2 separate regions of the Mus musculus genome follow, and region 2 is linked to region 1. A link is a loop called in an ENCODE intact Hi-C map of the cell type or tissue named here. Cell type or tissue: left cerebral cortex. All regions are shown on one strand.

Region 1 (2,500 bases):
GAAGAAGAAGAAGAAGAAGAAGAAGCAGAAGCAGAAGAAGAAGAAGCAGAAGCAGAAGCAGAAGCAGAAGAAGAAGAAGAAGAAGAAGAAGAAGAAGAAGAAGAAGAAGCAGCAGCAGCAGCAGAAGCAGAAGCAGAAGCAGAAGCAGCAGAAGCAGAAGCAGCAGAAGAAGCAGCAGAAGAAGCAGCAGAAGAAGAAGCAGAAGAAGAAGAAGAAGAAGCAGAAGAAGCAGAAGCAGAAGAAGCAGAAGCAGAAGCAGAAGCAGAAGCAGAAGAAGACAAAAAGGAAAAAGGAAAAAGCTGGGCGTGGTGGTGTACGCCTTTAATCCCAGCACTTGGGAGGCAGAGGCAGGCGGATTTCTGAGTTCGAGGCCAGCCTGGTCTACAAAGTGAGTTGCAGGACAGCCAGGGCTACACAGAGAAACCCTGTCACACACACACACACAAAGGAAAAAGAGAAAAAGAAAAAACAAGTATAGTGTCAATGCACTTATTTCACCAAGAAATGAGACAATTGACTTCAAATATAGATTATTATTTTTCTCCATTTATATCCATAATCAGATTTTTTCTCTCTCAGACGATCACTATATAAAGTGAAAGTACATTTTCATGTTCTCACACCCTATAATGAGGAACATTCATGAAACAGAAATTGCATGAGTTGTTTACTTATTTATTTATTGCACTTAATCCATGCAAAGTGTGGGTGTATCATGAGCTGGATATTAAATGAGTCTGACCGCCGTAGTGCTAAAGCATCAGAGCCATTTAAACACCAAAATGAGGAATGAGACGTGACGATTTTAATTCCTTAAAGACTTCCGTTTTAATAGACATGCTGGTACAGTCTAGCTTGAAAAATCTCATAGTTAGAACTGAGTTTTGCCATTCAAATGTGAATCTGAAAAGCTAGGTCCAGCCAAATTGATGGAGGACCAGAGTGGAGGACGGGAGGCTGACTTGCCCCTTTGGTTTTAGAAGCAGAGGAAAGATGTAAGCATCTTTAAATCTAGAGATTTGGTACTGGGTGTAAGTTAAAGGATTGGAACACATTTTAAATATTATTATTATTTTAGCTATTTTCATGCATTAATTTAGTATAAGCAGAGATAACGTGAGTTTCCATTAATAAATTGAAGTTCAGAACCTAGTACAGATTTCATTCCACAGGCAGAGCCTACCCTTGAGAGAATTCCCGGATTTTGTGTCCTGTCCTGTCCTTTCTTTCTTGTTTTGTTTTATATTCTTTACCTGAATAATATGGCTGTCTATATTAAATAACTTACACCTGTTTAATGTCATAAAATAAAACACTCTACTGTTATTGTCCACAAATGGCACTTTCTATAATTATCAAGTTTATCGATGATTAATTCAAGCCAAAATTTGAGAAAGGTCTAAGCCGTTGGAAGGGTGTAATGACGCTTTTTCCCACTAGAGGGCGATGGCAACTTCTGTGAAATCAGGACCGCTTTATTACCTTGCCAGTTGTGTTTTAGTCCTGCATACTGATAGGCGATCAGATAGTTGCCTAATGAGGCTGCCAGTCAGGATGGCTGTGTTTAGCTTTTAAAGCTCATAATGATCAATAGGTATAATTCCTCACTATCCTTTTCTGTTTTCTATGATATGTTTTCTAACAATCATATAGTCAGGCCAGAAATTTTGGAAGCAGGAGAGAGACTGGAGCATCTGGCAGAGAAAAGTAGGCATGGATATGATTGTCTGGCTGTCCCTGGAAATAAATAGAAAACACTGGACGCTTTCCTGGATCCATCAATCACATGAAGTAAAATCCTTCTCTCTGGGGGGAGGTGAGTTTCCATCCCAGGACTCAGCAGAGGTCCTAAAGGACACAGAGAGAAGGGGCAACAGTCTGCCCTTTTTAGTTAGAGTGCCAAGAAGGCTTTAGGCCAGGATGCCCCACTAATCCAACGGCTGTGCTTTGGCTGGAAGCATGAAATACTGGGGCTGTCTCAGGTGCCGAAGCAAGTCAAACCATCCTAACAGGAAAGAAAGGAAAGCAAGCCTGCTTCCCTCAGACAGGTGAGAGTGATGACCATCGAAGGGAGCCATGATGCAAGTCCACATCCTCTCCTACCATGAGTACAGCACCCGGGTTGAGTCATGCAGTAATGCCAAAGGATGAGGCTCGGAGGCTCCCTCGGGTTTGGAGGACATGTAACCCTGACAAGAGGCAAACACTTTTGGCACCCCTGTAAAAAAGGAAAGGCAGATCTCCACTTTTAAGATCCCACTTATGCACTTTGATTACGTAACCTAAGGTTATAGACCATAGGGAACATATATAAGTGTGTATATTTTCTAGTCCAGATATTGACAAGGGAGCAGGAGATGATTGCACAGGTTTATGCTGCTTCAAGCAGGGTGCATGTTAACTTCGGGTTCCCAGGTTAACACGTGACGCTGCTCACTTTTTATCTCACACACACCAGTGCATTCGCAGTGGTATCTCGTTTAGCCTTAATTTGCTCTCT
Region 2 (2,500 bases), 370 kb after region 1:
GTGAGGAGAAGTTCTGCATTATCCTGTGGGAAATGGGGGCTGAGAGAACTTTGTGGCAGCAGCAAATGGTCTTCTACAAAGCTGAGGATAAGACTGGCGACTTGGAATTGGAAAACAGAGAGTGAAGAACTATCTGATTCACGGGCTGGTGTGGAAAGGGTTTTTAAACTGAGTAGTTGCTTTTATCATAGCCTGTGGTAGCTTTATCATAGCCTGGGGTAACTGCTTTCTAATTTTATTTTGTATCTTCAGCTTCATTGCTGATTTACACCAACTTGAATTAGAGAAATTTAGACGGGGGTCGGGGGATTGATGCCCCCCATTAAAGCCCTTTGTTCTAACAGGCTGTGAAAAAGACTTCAAAACAATGTCTTTACAATTAAGAGTGCGCCTGTAGCTGATTGCACTGAACCTAATCCCCCACACTCGTTTGACACAGAAATCTTGTCTTCGCACTGTTTAAGCCGCCAGCAGAGAAGAAACTAGAATCAAGTGGCGTCTCTCAGTCACGAGTTATGATTTCAATAAATAAAACCCTGATGGATGGCATATTTCGTTCTGTAGATGACAGTGAATTCAAATTTTCCTGTTCACAGTGCCGGGTAAACCCAACTTCTGATGAACCTCACTGCTGGTGATAACAGTGTTCTTACCTAGAACGTTCTCTATCCCCAAACTATCATTGTTCCAAGTCGTTTAAAAACAAATTGTAAACAGGTGTCACTCTACCTCGCATGACCTGTCTTCTGATTACTTTTATTTAAAAATAAAAATAAAGATCCGCAGGTCTGGAACGGGGAATAGCTTTTCCTTTCTTTCTTTTTTTAAAAGATAAAGAATCGGGGAGGGACCAGGGAGTAGCAAAGTTGGATTGAAAGGGAGAAATGAAAAGAGTGTGACGGGGGCTCAGAAAGGTGTATGGAGGGCACTGTCGCCTCTGCCCCCGCTGCCCGCGCCAGCCTGCCATTGGCCGCGCCGCCCAGCACCCGGGAGGCGCCGTTCTGCGCGCCGCCGCCCCTCGCTCCCCGCCGGCTGGGCTCCGCGCGCGCCTCCGAGCGCTCCGAGGAGAAGCGCAGACCTGGCAGCAGCGTCCGTTGGCGCGCGCCGCCCTCCTGCGCCCGTGCCAACCATGGGGCCAACTCGCAACTCTTAGGGCTCTGCCTCAGACCAAGGGAGATCAACGGAGCTGCGAGCAGAAGCCAAGATGAGTTTCCGCAAGGAGGACGGTGTGAGCAGCCTGTGCCAGAAGGCGCTGCACATCATCACCGAGCTGTGCTTCGCGGGTCAGGTGGAGTGGGACAAGTGTTCGGGCATCTTTCCAGCCGATAGGAGCGGCCAGGGAGGAGGTGGCACAGGTAAGGGGATCCGCTTGCGCTTCCCGGGACAAGGGGCATTTTCGGGGCTGACTTCCTGGCTGGAGCTTATCTTGCCGGGCCTCGGGGGACTTGCTCGCTGGATTTGTTGCCTGCACCTGCTAGGTCTCTGCTCCCAGGCTGCTCTCGCGCTCTCCCACCTGCTGCTCTGGCGTCCCAGGGACTCGGTGCTCTAGCTTGTCCTGCAGGGTGTAGCAGAATCACCCAGCCTGGCAGGAGAATCTGCGCTTGGCCTCAAGGAACCTAGTTCTAGAGGGAAGGCTGTGTCGTCAAGCCCCAAACGCAGGAAGGATCCCTCAGCTCTAACTTTCAGATGCAACCTGTCGAGCTCTTCAAAGCTTCCAATGCCTTTTATAATGCATATGTAATTTTCTAGCGCTTCTTGGCTACCGTGGCGAAAGGGTAGGGACTATTGACACCAGGCACTCAGGACACTTGTCAAAAAAATGGAAAAGAGATTTTAAATCCTTTCCAGTTGCGTCCAGAACCTTGGAAGCAAATATCAGGGGGAAGAGATGTAATCAGATGACCCCAGGGTCACTTGATCGCTTTAGGAGATGCACTGGCTCCGTGCGTGGGGGGGTCTTGTCTCATTCACTTTGTTTTCTCGAGTCATTTTGGTCTCCAGGCAAGGGTTTCTACCTTCTGGGTAGCCAGGGCAACAGGTAAGCGCAACCGCAACGTCAGGCTCAGGAGAGAAGTGCAGAAGATGAAAGAAGAGTTATGGTTTCACCATCGACCCTAAGAGCTAGACAAAGGAAGGGAGAGTCTGGTGGGATGGGAATGGGTCTGGTTTAGCTGTGTCTTTGGGTTGTTTACATTGACTGTCTCCAAGGTTTCCAAATGCTCTGCTGATGGCAACAGAAGCAGGGCGGGGGGGGGGGGGGGGGCAGGGGGGGTTGTCTGAGCTTATCAGAACCAGGGACTCTTGAAGCAGAATGATACATTGTTGTTGCTGTCAGTGTGATAGAAGCGTCTTTTTTTTTTAAATGTATAAACACAACCAAAGCCATTTAAACCGCGTGTGTGAGTGTGTGTGTGTGTGTGTGTGTGTGTGATGCAAAGGATGTAAAAAAAAAAAAAAATCAAAGTGCTGCTGCTACTGTAAAGACCTCTGTAAACCGAGT

The links. A loop is a pair of places that touch in the nucleus more often than their neighbours do. Peaks named below come from ENCODE experiments on the same cell type or tissue, not always from the same donor. Only the 100,000 strongest peaks of a DNase experiment are listed, where the experiment ranks them.
Region 2: it touches region 1 in a loop (4-fold over the local background); 4 of 42 quality-filtered maps call a loop at or near these places.

The regions. Positions count from the first base shown.
Region 1 is chr15:90,214,078-90,216,577 of GRCm38, reverse strand. No RefSeq gene overlaps it. Among named protein-coding and RNA genes, the nearest start is that of Alg10b, 9.0 kb to the left of the region's middle. In left cerebral cortex, a CTCF peak has its summit at 1,429 (motif pointing right); a DNase peak (open chromatin) is centred at 1,458.
Region 2 is chr15:89,840,474-89,842,973 of GRCm38, reverse strand. Syt10 (synaptotagmin X) reads left to right here and starts at 1,114. Exons shown (of 7, transcript NM_018803.2): 1 at 1,114-1,355. The coding sequence starts at 1,205. In left cerebral cortex, no CTCF peak of the experiment used is centred here; DNase peaks (open chromatin) are centred at 567, 1,154 and 1,491; H3K4me3 peaks cover 1,785 bases.